Linked DNA regions of Homo sapiens: region 1 is linked to region 2. A link is a loop called in an ENCODE intact Hi-C map of the cell type or tissue named here. Cell type or tissue: mammary epithelial cell. All regions are shown on one strand.

Region 1 (8,000 bases), 140 kb before region 2:
AGAATGCATATTAAAGTGCTTGTGAACAATAAATAACAGCTACCACTAGAGCTAATTAGGAAAGTGCTTTCTGTGGCAAGAATATGCTGTTTCTTGGATTTCAAGTGAAATAAATATATTATGCGTTCAAATGCATTAAATATATACTAATACTTTCTTAATTATATCTTTCACGTTGGGATCTGGAGGGGCCAAATTAATGTAGCTCCATGAGTCATTTCAATTATCAAATCAGCAAATAATCTCATTTGAAATGTGGTCATACATTGACTTAAATATTTTAGATTGATGGTAATTTTGTCCTATCAATCATGTTCTTTCATTTTTAGGGTTATTTTTGGACTCAAGAGTGTAGTAACTGAAGATTTCTGCTTCTGGTGATGATAGATTAGTTTGCAGCTGACCAAAATGTATGCCAAGAACACTAGAAAAGGAAGTATAATAAGAAACACATTTGTGAAGGTATCAGAGAGCTATCAAGGCAGTTAGAAGTTCTGGAGCCAAGAACCTGGAGAGAAGGAAAGCACATTGGAGATGAGCCCAACATTCCATATTTTTAGTCAAGACATTTGCAGATTGTTAAACAGCATAGGGTAGGATGTAGAAAAGCTGAACAGAAAGTAGCAGCTAAGCAGTGTTTGACAGTCTTATAAGGAGGCAGATTCGAAGATCGGGCTCAGATTTTTTCAAGTAGGCAGGACTTGAGGGGCCAGATCCTGCAGGGAAGGGAAGAGGTGCAAAGTGAACCTGGCTGCTCCAATTTTCATCTCTGAGCTGTTTGTCAATGGAAAAGGGCCACAGGGTGAGAGGCTAAGCGAAGATTGGTCTAGATTTCTAAGAATCAGAACTTTGCAGTTTCACAGCACAGTAAAGTACAAAACTAGAATTTAGTTTCCCTAAGTAGCAAGGCATCCTGATAAACAATTTGTAAGTAGAGTAACCAGAAAATAGGCCAGGTTTTATAAAAAATCTAAACCCACTCTCAACTCTGGAATCTCGGCTCCCACAGTGATGTTGTAAATTAACTACATGCAACTTTAAAAAAAAAAAAAAAAAAGACTGGGGTCTCACTCTCACTATCTTCACCCAGGCTGGACTGCCGAAGTGCAGTGATCATGGCTCACTGCAACCTTGATGTCCTGGGCTGAAACCATCCTCTCTTCTCAGACTCCCGAGTAGCTGGGACTACAGGCGTGCAGCACCATGCCCGACTCTTTTTCTTTTTGTAGAGATGGGGTTTTGCCATGTTACGTACACTGTTCTTGAATTCATGAGCTCCAGCAATCCTTGCTTTGGCCTCCCAAAGTGCCAGAATTACAACAGGCGTAAGCCACTGTGCTGGCCATTATCTTAAGTGAAACAACTCAGGAAAAAAAGTCATACCTCACTTGTAAGTGGGAGCTAAATAATGTGTAGATGTGGACATAGAATGTGGAATAACAGACACTGGCGACTAGGCAGGGCGGGCAGAAGTGGGGAGGGTAAGTTACTTAATGGGTACAAAATGTACATTATTCAGATAATGGATACACTAAGAGCCAAGACTTTACTGCCAGGCAATATATGCATGTAACAAAACTGAACTTGTACTTTAAATTCACACAAAAGAACCCTGCCAGTTTCCAGGAAGGAATATGGCATCTGTAATCTGGAAATTTTTTTTCATACAAAATGAACATTTTATTTAAAAGAGTTTCAAGAAAACAATAACAATAGTAAACATAGCCTGTGATCAACATTTTGGAGTTCACAGAAAGTTTAAAACTGATTTATCACAAAAATATTGGTGAGAGGAATTCTGCAGAGAACTGGAATCCAAAAAAATGTTTTTCATGATTTGGAGTAAGCAAAATTTTCTGAAACTAGATGCAAAAAGCAGTAGTCCTACAGGAAAAGTTTGACAGATGGGATTTCACAAACATTAAGAACATTTGTTTATTAAAAGACACCAAAGAGATGACAGAGGCAAAGCAGAGTGGGAGTAATTAGTAAATAAACTCAGTAAATAAACTCAGTAAATAAAATACTTTCCATCAATCATACAAAAGTGCAAATTACATGACCACCAGAGTGGATACAATTGAAAGGATGGCCATATGTTGGAGAGAATGTGGGGGAAGGTAACTGGTATTCTCCTGGTGGAAGGGAAAATGCTCACTGGTACTTTGGACATCTCTTTGGCCGTGTATACTAAAAACTATGTATTTTCACATTTAGTATGCATATATATATTTCATGACCCAGCAATTCAACCCCCAGGTATATAATCAACCGTTATACATAGAATATATGTATTAAAAGATATACAATAAGATTCATGGAAACATTTGTAATAGCCAAAGCCCCAGATATCCACCACCTGTAGAATGGACAGATAATTCATATTGTATTTATGCAATTGAATATACAAAACTCTAACTCAGCTTATACTTCAAGGAACAACTATAGATAATCTCACAAATTCAATGTTTAACAAGTTTGACACAAGTTTAAGTATGTCATGACATTTGTAAACATTTCAAAAACAAATAGTCAATTGGTTTAGAAGTCTAGAAAATGGCTTCGGCTGGTAGTTTTGAGCAGGAAGAGCCAAGGAAGGATTTTTGTGGTCATGGTACTAGTCATATAGGTATGCTTAAATGAATCAGATTGTACACACTTGTGATATGTGCATTAATATCTAACAGAACTCAGTCCCTCAGTCCGTCAAACTTGCTTTTTAGTCATTAATTTATAATGCATCAAACCAAATCACCAGTTTTTGTAGCTTATCTTTGCATATAAAGAACATTTTTTCTTCCTATCCAGGGTTTATCTATTTCTTAGCTCCCACTAAGTGAAGCCTGCTTTATAACCTTAACTTTCTGAACAGAGAACATTGGGAACTTCACCATTGCTTATGTTAGAATAATTTTTACTGTTATATAAAATAACTAGTATATGACATGGCCTGCTGGATGCAATATGAGATGGATTATGGACATTGGTTCTTCTGATTGCCTGAATTATGCCACTCTACTCTGAAGCTTTCTCACAGCTTTTCCTTCATTTGCCAGTTTCATTATTCATCTGCCTGCAAAAATCTGGAAGAGATGTCCAGGTGGGGAAGGGTATGAACACAGGGACACCAAATTCTCCCCACCACAATTTTAACAAGGACAATGATTTTCCTAAATTTCAACTGTTGCTTATTTTGCTAAAGATCCAAGACTCACCATCAATTATCAGCAGAGTCAACCTAAGCTAACATTAACATTCATATTCTACCAGTGTGGTTTTGTTCTTGCTTTCTAAAATATGTTTATTAGGGTTAACATACCCTTGGTTCTATGCAATAACACTATTTCTCCCCAAAGAGAAGTTAATATGCTCTAGGAAGATGTTACTGTTACTATTTTTGTTTAGATCCTCCAACAATCTCATCATGCTTTATCTATTCTTTTACTTTGCAGCTTTATTGATTCTTACTGTAAATTATTACTATCCTCACTATCCATATTTTCTCTGAATGTTTTTACTCAAAAAATAGTGCCTTAATTGTCAGCAAACAATATTGCAAGACAGAAGCTATTATCACCTTGTCTATCTGTGAATCAATAAACAGGAGGTATTGTAGCTCAAATCAAATGAACTCTGCAGTCTGGTATTTTGTCTGGGGAGAAGAGTGAGATGCAGGGAAACAGGTGAGACCAGCCAGTGAGTGGCTCCCTTCAAAAAGCAGTGTGTGTCTAAACCCTCTGTCAAATCTCTTTTAGTTTTTAAAATCAGAAAAGGGAAGTTCACTTTATAATGGTAGACTAGTTTGTGTGTACAGTAGTACTGTAATGAACTGGACCCCAAATCCTAAGAAACAAAAATGTTTGAAGATACTAGAGAGCTACCTTTAAGGCCATGAGTATTTGTAGGGCCAAGATCTGGAAAAAGAAAAGTCAAGGGATGTGATTGACACTTGGTTCCATCTCCACTCAAGGCAATGCCAGTTCTGAAAACAGTTGCTAAGGGGCTCAGAGGAGTAGAAATGGCCACAGTCCTATGCGACTGGGAGGAGGAAGCAAAGATGGACTTTATATTCACTCAGGAGGAAGGGACTGGGGAAACCAACCAGGCTTTTTGTTGGGTTCCTGAAATCACCTAAAGTTATAAGTGAACCACTGAACCAGATAGCAGTGCTCACCAGTGTTGAAACATCTCATTTAAAATAGACAATTCTCAAAAAGATAAAGGCAAGCTACTCCTAATTAGATATTTGCTTGAAGCAGAAATAAATCTTGAAGTCTTGTATTTAATGTAAACATACAGAATTCAATACAACTTGACATCAAATACGACTTGACTAAAAACTAAAGAAAAACGATAACAAAAACAGGTGCAAAAGAAGAAAAGCAATGAAAAGATCAGATATGTACCCTGAAATAACAATTAGTCCTGGCATAGTAGCTCACACCTGTAATACCAACACTTTGGAAGGCCGAGGGTGGGGTTAATCACTGGAGGTCAGGAGTTTGAGACCAGTCTGGACAACGTGTCTCTTCTAAACTGTCTCTTCTAAAAATACAGAAATGATCCAGGCATAGTGGTGGGCACCTGTAGTCCCAGCTACTCAGGAGGCTGAGGCAGGAGAATGGCTTGAACCTGGGAGGCAGAAGTTGCAGTGAGCTGAGATCGCACCACTGTACTCCAGCCTGGATGACAGAGTGAGACTTCATTTAAAAAAAAATAAAATGTTTAGACTATTAAAAGACAAGATAGACTGGGTGCGACGGCTCACGCCTGTAATCTCTGGACTTTGGGAGGATCACAAGGTCAAGAGATCGAGACCATTCTGGCTAATACGGCGGAGCTTGCAATGAGCGGAGATCACGCCACTGCACTCCAGCCTGGGTGACAGAGCGGGATTCTATCTCAGAAAAGAAAAAAAACTGGCAGAGAACTAGAAGCTTTAATAAAGTGTAAAACCAAAGTTCTAGAAATAAAACCATATACAATGAAAATAATTGCCAAATGAATGCATATAGCGGCAGTTTAGACAGTTTGTGAGAGTTTAGATGGGTAGGCAAGAATACCAAGAATAAGGAAGAGTTTAGAAAATATGTGGTATGAGTAATTTAAAAGATAGTGAACATGGGTAAAATTCTGACATAGTGTAGCCGCAGTCCCAGACAAGAGGACAAAGATAAGGGGTAGAAGTCATGTTTGAAAATCTAATGGCAGAGAATTTTCCAAAATTAAATACATTAAACCACAAACTTAAGGGCTATAAACATGAAACAGGATACTTACCAACACACACACACACACACACACACACACACACACACACACACACCACCTTAACACTGCTAAAAAAAAAAATAAATCTTTAAAATTAGCCAGAAACAAGAATATGTATTAACTTCCTAACAGTAAGAATGGCTGGATTTTCAAAACAAAGCAATGAATGCCAAAATACAACTATTTCTCATTTCTCAAAGGTACTAAAAGAAAATAAGTCAATATAAACATTCAATATAGAATTCCATATCTGGTGAAAGATTCTTCAGAAAATGGAAGCAAGACATTTTGAAATTAAATTTGAAAGCATATGTCACCACAAACCTTCACTAAAAGGATTAGTAAAAAGTGCTCTCAGAAGGAAAACACTAAGAAAAGAGCAGTAAGTGCAACTAAACAGATAACTCTGAGTAAAAGCAAGTGATTACTGATTGTATAGACACGACAATGTCTTGTGAAATTTAAAAGTCATATAATTTATTTAACACCAACTGTCCATGAGTTAGGGAGAAAAGTTCGTTAAGGCCCTCACATTGACTAAGACGGGGCAAAAGTACTAATTTAAATTAGACTTTTAATCCAGAATCCATGCTGCTATCTCTAAAGTAACATCTAAAAAGTAAGAAAATAATGTACTATGTTATAAACAGAGGAGGTAAATGAGAAAATAGTAAATCAAGCTATCTTACTGTCAGTTCCTCCAAAAGAAAGGCCTTTGAAAAAAAAAGACTAGTGAGCCAATAGTTTTTGTGGGGACATTATCCCAGAGAGCAGAGCGATACGGCAGAAATTAAAGTCAGGAAAGAGTTACTACAGGGATGTGCTACTGACTTAGCCACCATGATGGACTACAAGGATACATCCTACCAGGACTGTCTGAAAATTTTAGCGAAATGTCACAGGTGTGTACCTAGGGAATGACAGGGAGGAAGACAGATTCATCCTCCGATTATTGCTCAAGGGTGGTCTCATGGGCATTAGCTTCCCTCCACCCCACTTGGATTCTTGAAGGTATTTCAATTTGCAGTTTCAGGGAAGCTTCTTCTCAGGTGGTAGATTGTGCAAGCAAGTTCAAGGCAAGGCATCCCGATAGCACCTGCAGAAAGCTATCAAACTCTTCATGGAACTGACATATGAAGGAGTGGTTAGAAAAAGAAGTGGGGTCAATCAGATTTTTGAACAAGTATACAAGAAGCTCCGTTGTAAGATTTGGGATGTTGTTCCTGGATAGCCACCAAGATGCGTTCTTCAGACCCCAGAGATCCTGTGAGGTACTCAAATTTTTCTTCAAAAATGCCTTATTTTACTTACATGAGCCAGTGTGTATCTCTTTATGCAACTAAGAATCCAACTGATGGGAAAGAATACTATGAATATTTAGGCATAGTCTTGACTTCTAAGAGCCAAATACTTTGAAGTTTATCTCCAAGAAATAATTAAGACTCCCTAGCAGAGAAAGACATTGCTACAGAACATAGCTTTATAAGTGTTACTTGGATCTTACATTAAATGAGCTCAAAGTACTTAGAATTTTGCAAACTGTAAGGAGTCATTTAGTGAAATCAATGTTTCTGAACAGAGAGCCATTTGAGCTCAGATTAAAATATGCTCTAGATATGGAAAGCAAGATAAAGTGTTGATAAAAGATGCTTCATCCTACAGAAACAATATCACAGAGGCTCCCACTAGAACGTATCTAGGCTTATCCCTTTTATCTAAACAAGAAAAGATGTTCTAAAAGTTTCATACGACAAAAAACACACTTGAGTCAGGGTGGAGGCAATGTGTTAAAAATAGAAAGCTGAAACGGGATCCCTTCCTTACACCTTATACTCAACTTAATTCAAGATATATTAAAGACTTAAATGTTAGACCTAAAACCATAAAAACCCTAGAAGAAAACCTAGACAATACTATTCAGGACATAGGCATGGGCGAGGACTTCATGTCTAAAACACCAAAAGCAATGGCAACAAAAGCCAGAATTGACAAACAGGATCTAATTAAACTAAAGAGCTTCTACACAGCAAAAAAAACTACCATCAGAGTGAACAGGCAACCTACAGAATGGGAGAAAATTTTTGGAATCTACACATCTGACAAAGGGCTAAATATCCAGAATCTACAATGAACTCCAACAAATTTACAAGAAAAAAACAAACAACCCCATAAAAAAGTGGGCAAAGGATATGAACAGACAATTCAAAAGACAATATTTATGCAGCCAACAGACCCATGAAAAAATGCTCATCACTGGCCAGAGAAATGCAAATCAAAACCACAATGAGATACCATCTCACACCAGTTAGAATGGTGATCATTAAAAAGTCAGCAAACAACAGGTTCTGGAGAGGATGTGGAGAAACAGGAACACTTACACTGTTGGTGGGACTGTAAACTGGTTTAACCATTGTGGAAGTCAGTGTGGCAATTCCTCAGGGATCTTGAACTAGAAATACCATTTGACCCAGCCATCCCATTACTGGGTATATACCCAAAGGGTTGTAAGTCATGCTGCTATATAAAGACACACGCACACGTGTTTATCGTGGCACTATTCACAATAGCAAAGACTTAGAACCAACCCAAATGTCCAACAATGATAGACTGGATTAAGAAAATGTGGCACATATACACTATGGAATACTATGCACCCATAAAAAAGGATGAGTTCACGTGCTTTGTAGGGACACAGATGAAGCTGGAAACCATCGTTCTCAGCCAACTAT
Region 2 (8,000 bases):
TTTTGGACATGACAAGCATTGTCTGATCTGATCATAAGCCAGTGTCATACTGGCCAAGCAGTAAAGTCTATTGTTTTTTGTTCCCATTGGAAAATACTGCTATCAAATGAAGCCTTATTATACTCCTAATCATGAAATGCTTGACATATCATATCTTATTGTAAAACATACATATAGAACTTAAAATGCCTGAAATTAAACAAATATTTAGCAAAAACTTTGCTTTAAAAAGTACTGTTAACAAAAAATTAACATACAATCTAATGTCTTTTCTCAACGCTTTTAACTTCTTTCAGAGCCGGGAAACTGTCTTCCTGCCTCTCCATTTTCAACACGTAGAACAAAGCTTGCAATTTACCAAGTATGTTAAATTTATTTGATGAACAAGTAAATGCACTCGTTCTAATGCACTCCATCTAGCCCTTGAGTAAATCAACCTGGAAGCATAAATTCTATGAGCATGGGCCAATCATGGTGGGCTTTGACATTTTCTGTTCACCTGGACAGATTCTAGAAAGTCCTGACTAAACAGTGGGAATCTTGTTGTGTATAGGAGGGCTATATATTACCATAGAAAATGACATCTGCTAGCACAGTAATTTTCTGTTTTAAAGTAAGTCAAGGCAAATTGATCATCCAGCTGGTGGTCCGCACAGTGGACATTGGCTCCTCCAGTAGGATTAATTAATAGGAATAAAAAGGAGGAGAGTAAGTAGAGCAGCAACTTGAATTGTGATTTGCATTTCATTATTTCACAACATGAGGAGGGTTCCAGTCTGTAATTCATAAGGGTTTACTTAACTTGTGAGGCTTAAATCGAACAGAGAAAAATATATAAATATTTCATCTCGGGGGAATTAGATTAACTCAAGAAGAAAAAAAAAATCTAAAGAAACTGATATTAGGCATTCACCAGTAAGTATTCACATACAAAGTAGTATCTTGCAATATCAGAATGACACTTTAGCCTTCATTTCCTAGATTTATATAATTTTGGAAAACTAGAATTCAGATAGAACTCTGTTGGACTTGGGATATTTGGCTAAAACATGTGGTTTTAATCCTTGTTCACAGAGGGAGACTTGAGAAGTTCTGACCAATGAAATGCAGAGGACAAAGTAGTGCTACAGGGAAATTAATTTAACAATAACCAGATGAATTGAGAGATGTAGAACAAAGAGAGATAACTGATATTCATCACATATAGCTACTAAACTTTCCTAGATCATTCATTGTTTTACTGTAAACTTTTTAACTTCTGGAATTACACTATTTACTTCTGTATACAGTGTGGCTTAACATCGTAATTTTAATAAGCAAATTTAAGTTCTTTTCATTAGCAGGCAGCTATGTTGTTTCTGAACAATTAAAGAAATTTAAATATTTCATATAAATCTCATTGTTTGAAGATTGTGGCCAACTTTCAACAACTTCAATATTAAACTCGAAAAAGAGAAGCCTCTTTGTTTTATATTTCCATAGGTTTTTGGGGAACAGGTGGTATTTGGTTGCATGAGTAAGTTCTTTAGTGGTGATTTGTGAGATTTTGGTGCACCCATCACCCAAGCAGTGTACACTGAATCCAATTTGCTGTCTTTTATCCCTCACCCGCTTCCCACCCTCTCCCCCACAAAGTCCCCAAAGTCCATTGTATCATTTTTATGCCTTTGCACAACAGGAGCCTCTTTATATTGTAATTTGCATCAGGAAAAGCTGAACAGGGAAGAAAGAATTTTTTCAAGTCTATTGCAATAAAGGAGAGAGGCCAGAATTCGGTCTGAGCTCGACTCCACTGAAACAAAGAGTGAGAGAAATTTTAAGTTCTGGGATGAGAGAGAAAGCATAGGTTATATGTGTTTTCTAGCTGACTTTACCCATTGAAACATAAATTTTCCACTCTCTTTGTGACAAAAGGGTAGTTTTACAATAGGAACAAGGCAGCCACCAAAGTTAGGCTCCTACCCTTCCATAGAAACCAGGAGATAGGGGTGTTATCTCCCTTGATATTTACATTCAAAGAGTTACGTTGTAAAACTACTAAGAGGTTTTTTTAAAAAAAATTCACATCTCAAAGGGGCAGAGAAAAATTTACAATTATGTTTTCCAAAGTAAATGCTGTACAAAAATGGAGACCAGGGCCCTAGAGTCAGGAAGAAACCTATGTAAAGTGTAGTCAAGCTGAGGGTAATTGTAATATATTTAAGTCTCTTGGCCAATGTATTTAAGTCTCTTAAAACATACTGAAGCAATCATAAAGAAAGAAGAGTTCTTCAGAAAAACATAATCAATAGGATTCTATATCAATCTTGTTGATATATATCTATATATAGATCTATATACCAATATATGATAACAACATATATAGGTCTAGATACAGATTTATAGAGATTTGGGTAAAACTAGAGGGAGAGGGAGATTTATTTAATGGAACTGGTGCATAAAGGTGTGTGAGCTGGCAAGTCTGAAATTTGCAAGGAAGGCTGGCAGGCTGGAAACCCAGGGAAGAGTTGACATTGCAGCTGGAATCTGAAGGGAGTCTGCTGGCACAATTCCCTCTTCCTCAAAGGTCCTCAGTCTTAAGACCTTCAACTAATTTGATAAGGCCCCCCCACATATGGAGAGCACACTGCTTTACTCAAAATTTCTGAATTTAGGGTTAATTTTATCTAAAAAATAACTTCCCAGCAACATCTAGACTGCTGTTTGAATAGACAGCTGCATACCATGGCCTACCCAAGTTGACACATGAAATTGACCGTGATAGGCAGTGAGCCTGGGACACAAAAGAATCCGGTAAACGACTTTATGAAATTCCAATAATGTATTTCAGGAGAGTGACTATCTCTGAGAAACATTCCTATACTACTGTTATTGAGTAATCTAGTTACCTAATAGGGGAAAATCAGAAACTTGACATAAATGTTCTTGTAAATTTTTATAGTTTCAGAGAAATGGAAACAATCATAATTTTTTCTTCTCTGTATAATAAAATTTGTTTTGAAATATGTGAATATCAGAAGAGGCAAACAAGATGCTGCTTTTAAAAAAAGGATCCAATTTGGAAGCAGGAAACTGCTTTCCACGGCCATACAGGTAGGCAGATTCTGACCTTCTGATGATAACTTCATTATTTCTGTAACTGCAGGGGACCCACAACACGATCTCAGAGGTAAAGAGATTTGCAATTTACATTTGCACTGAGATATAGCAAAAATGAAAGGTGGACATATAGCTTTTCTTAGAGTTAGTCTACGTTGGAAAACTACAACCCATGATAAAAATTAGATGTAGTTAGCCTTAGAAATGATAACTTTAGATATTGTGTAGTGCTTAGTACTTTGAGAGAGTAGGAGATAGGAGAATAAAATAGAAAGATGCATTCAAGCACTAAATAGAGATGTTAAGAAAGCTTGCAGCAGATGAAGTTATTATTCACCTGATGTGTTGCCATCTCTCAGATCATGTGATATACACCTTAAAATGCAAATTGCTTCTTTCTAGATATTGGCTTTTTTTCTCTCTCTCTATTCAGTAACTGAAGATACTTTCGGCTGTACACCTAGGGCCCCGTTTGCCAACTTCCTAAGTCCTCTACAGGTAAAGTTATTTTAATCCATTCCCACAGGTTCCTCCTTTTTTTGAAGACTTTATTATTCTGTACTATTCAGCTCTAAAGAATCTACTAATATAATGTCAGCCTCCAAATTGAGGAAATTAGCTAATGTAGGACACAGATTTATGGAAATATTTTTTAGCTATTTAATCATTTCTCAAAAATCAACAATCTGCGTAATAGCACTGAATAATTACCTTAGTTGTCAGAGCCTAAACCCTAGTTTTCTTTTTCATATTCCACTTCTTCCTATTTTTTAACTTGTATTTAATACTACATCTTGTTTTCACAAATTCTGCATTCCTTTTTCATTCTCTACTAAGAATACTATTTAGTTTTTTGAGTTTATTATATTATGAAAATAATAACAGAGAGACAAGATTTCCAAAGGGAGAGTTTATTCAGGAATAGCAGACAATTGCAATCTGGGATGTACACGCTATGGTGAACCACAGGCACATCTAAAGTGGCTGGGATACAGGGAAGATTTAAAGACAAAAAGGAGAAATCCATGCAAGCTTCTTTGAAACAAAGACCATTCGTTCTTGCAAGAGTTGACATTAGCTCATTGGCAGAGACAGCCATTGATAGGCAAGCATCCTCGTGCAAGTGGCTTAACTGGAATACCACATTTTTAAGGAGTTCCTTGCATAATTCCCATCATAGGCATATAGGCAGAAAGCTCTTATAACTCCAATTATAGGCATATGAGCATGAAGTTTCCTTCTTCATGATCTCCCAGCTCCATTTCTTTAGGGCTTCACATAAGTGACTCCATTTTGATATTAATAACTTTTACAAAAAATGCCTAGTTTTTCATATTGCTAAGATCTTATCAATGGTATGTCACTTCACTGACTTAATGACAGTCCCGAAAAAATAAACTATCACATAAAAATAAAATTGTAGGTTTAAACCTGACTTTAAAGTCATAAAATCCAGAGAATTTGTTTTGGAATGTATAGCTTACAGTGAAAATCAGGAAATTGCACATCATCATGAGTGGTGCAAGGTCAGGCATAACCAAGTCCATGAACATCTGTTTCTTTCCACAAGGTCAGACCTGTATGAATGCTATTTCAATCATAAAAGCCATGAACTACATGGAATTCCCAAGGAGGCAATTCTTAGTACTACCCATTCACTTGGTTGCCAGAGCTGTGGGCAAACAGGCTCAAGCCATTGTCCTCTAGCTTGCCTTTCTATAATTGCTTATTGCTCAAGAATCATGTAGCTGGGGAGTCACAGGATTTGCAACTTCCTCAACTGCTCCTATAGACAACATCACTATTGTCAACATCTAAGACTTGTCTTTGAGATATTTTTCAGACTTTTGCATTCTGGTGACCAACTGACTCACTCAGATTCCTAACTCACACCAAGGAACTGGCTCAACCAGTTCTGTGACTCTCACCCAGAAGCTGACTCAGTGCACAAAGACAGATTAGGCAGTCGTATAATTTCATCCCCAACTAAGTAGCAGCACCCATTCCCTAGCCCCCTGCCCACCAAATTATCCTTAATAACCCTACCACTCCAAGAGCTTTCAGGAAGGCAGACTTGAGAAATGTCTGCTGTCCTTCCCCTTGACTGGCCCTGTGATAATTAAACTCTTTCTTTGCTGCAATACCTGCTATTCTCAGTACATTGGCCTTTTCTGGGCAGTAGCTTTCTGAAAAGATGAACTCATTGGACTGTTATATTCCTAGGTTCATGCTATGACCTTTATGCTTTGCAAATATCTTTATTATATATATGTAATATTATGTTCTGTATATTTACACATATATGTGTATATGCATATGATGTGTATGGGTGTATATATACACACATATACATAATTTGTAAATACATCAATTTGTGATGGCTGATTTATATGTAGCATAAGCTATTACCAACCCCTTAAGATTACTTTCTTTAGCTGTTGTTTATGTAACTCTTGGATTGAACTGCTTTTGAAATACACATTCTCCTACTAAATTTTGTTGGAAATAAACACATTTGACAATATTACATGATATTACTTCTGCAAGATCAATCTGCTAGAAATCTTCCTTTAAATTATAATTATATAAAACGAAAGTATTCCCTTACAACAGCATTTGCCCAGGATATATTAAATGAAAGCACTATCATTAACATTATTCTAACCAACTAGCTTTGTTAAAGAATCAGGCTTTGAGTGACTTCCTGTAAAACAGTAAGAATATAAATTTAGTCTCTGCCCCCATTTCCTGGCACAAAGGCCCCTTGGAATCTCTGCAGCGATTAGTGTCTTTTTATCTGGAAGTGAGATGACTGAGCCTGCTAGATAGCCTTTGGATGACAGTTGGCTGCCAGGGGAATGTGACTAGAGGGCTGTAACTTTCACTGAAGGTTGAACTGATCATCAATGGTTAGTGATGTAATTTATCATGTCTATGCAATGAAGCCTCCATAAAAATCCAAAGGATGGGGTTGGTAGAGCTTCTAGGCTGCTGAACATGACCACTGCCAGGAGGGTGGCCCACCCCAACTTCACGAGCACAGAAGCTCCTGCTCTCAGGATCCTTCTGAACCTCCCCTTATAAACATCTCTTCATCTGGATGTTCATTTATATATTTTCAAATATCGTTTGTAATAAATTGGCAATAGTAAATAAAATGTTTCCCCGAGTTCAGTCATTCTAGCAAATGACTGAACCCAAGGGGGTTACAAGAACCTCCAATTTATAGCTGGTAGGTCAGATGTACTGGAAGCCTGGACTTGCAACTGGCATCTGAAGTAAAGTCTTGTGGGACTAAAACCTTAGCCTATGGGATCTGGCACAAACTCCAGGTAAGCAGTGTCACAACTGAATTGAATTATAGGACACCGAGCTAGTGTGGGGGAACTGGTTAGTGCGGAAGAAACGTACACACATACATCCAGTCACAGAAGTGTCCTGTGTTGTGTGTTGAGAACACAGCAGGTGAAAAAGGCTTGTCTTCTCCTACTATACACTCCCCCTCCCCCACCGTGCGCTAGACTGCCATTGAACCTAAATGAAGACTCTTTTCTCACCAAGAAAAAATGTCATTTCTTATAACTAATCAAACACAGAACTATGGCTGCATCCTTCCTATCCTGAGAGCTAGCTTTCAGTCCTGAATCCGAATGCCCATCATGAAATGCCTTTTTTAACGGTTGAAACCCATGACTTTCCCTCTCCTCTAACTACTCAGTGAAATTCTTCATGGGTATATTCTTAAGGGTGGCATAAAAATGAACCCAGACTTAAGAAAAAAAGTTTTGTTTTATACCAGCTTCAGTTGCTTTCCTGGTATCTTTGAAATCTGTGTTTAGGATACTAATTTAATTCCTTATCCATTTAGACCTGAAAATAAACTAATCAGAATAAAGCTGACATAAACTTAAGCCTAATGTTTTATCAAATATTAACACCTCTGATTACAAAATTGTTATCATCATCTTTCACAATTTCTTAGAATAACTGTCTCATCTTTGATATTTTTATGTCATAACAAATTCAGAAACAGGATTTTTCCCTTTATTTATCTTCCTTTTACTTTTTGTGCTCATGACTATAATATCTGTACTCTTCAGACAAGGCTTGTTTTGTGTTTTGCTGTTGTTGTTTGAGCTTTTAGAAAATCCTTTGACAAAACCTTTGTTTCATCCTCCACTGCATAGTGTACGTATCCTGAATGTATCCAGCCGAGCTTGATTACATGAAACATAGCCTCTAGAACTTGGGAAGTACTTTCTTTTCTACCTGCCCCACTCAAAAAAAAAAAAAAAGAAAGAAAGAAAGAAAAGAAATTGGAATTTTTTTTTATGACTTACTGTGGGCTTGCTGAGGACTGTGTGACAATGTGGTAAATAAACCAAGGATTTAATTGAAATTTTCTTTCTGGTAATCCAGCCTCTATCCAAATTGGTTGAACACTACAACCATCATTGTTTCCATTTCATTTACTGCCCATAAAAATGAATTCACTTGAATTCAAAGGCTACAAGCTCAGAATATTTGCAATGTAATTTTGCTGGGCTGTAAGACTGATCTCTCCACATTTTTTGTATTCATATTTTATTAGAGAACATTTACATAGGAATAAAAAGAAGTAAAGAAAGTTGTTCAGAATTCCATTACAACTTATTTTCACGTTTCTTGCCACTCCACCTTCACATGTTAATTTTATACCACTATCATTAACACTTTTGATATGGGTATGTTAGCATAAGCATTTCTGCAATTACCATATATATTTTATAAACATATTTTGTGGATATCCAATATTATATAAACCTGATTTAGTTTTCTTAATCAATCTTTTATTATGGGAAATTAAAATCGTTACTACTTAAATGATTAAAATTAACCTGCAGTTCAATAGTTAGGCAAAT

The links. Hi-C counts contacts between places; a loop is a spot of excess contacts. Peaks named below come from ENCODE experiments on the same cell type or tissue, not always from the same donor. Only the 100,000 strongest peaks of a DNase experiment are listed, where the experiment ranks them.
Region 1: a loop joins it to region 2, with 2.5 times the contacts of the local background. A loop is called at or near these places in 3 of 110 quality-filtered maps.

The regions. Positions count from the first base shown.
Region 1 is chr16:76,811,313-76,819,312 of GRCh38, reverse strand. No RefSeq gene overlaps it. Among named protein-coding and RNA genes, the nearest start is that of MIR4719, 54 kb to the left of the region's middle. In mammary epithelial cell, no CTCF peak of the experiment used is centred here; no DNase peak of the experiment used is centred here.
Region 2 is chr16:76,673,480-76,681,479 of GRCh38, reverse strand. No RefSeq gene overlaps it. Among named protein-coding and RNA genes, the nearest start is that of LINC02125, 42 kb to the right of the region's middle. In mammary epithelial cell, no CTCF peak of the experiment used is centred here; a DNase peak (open chromatin) is centred at 4,889; H3K27ac peaks cover 390 bases.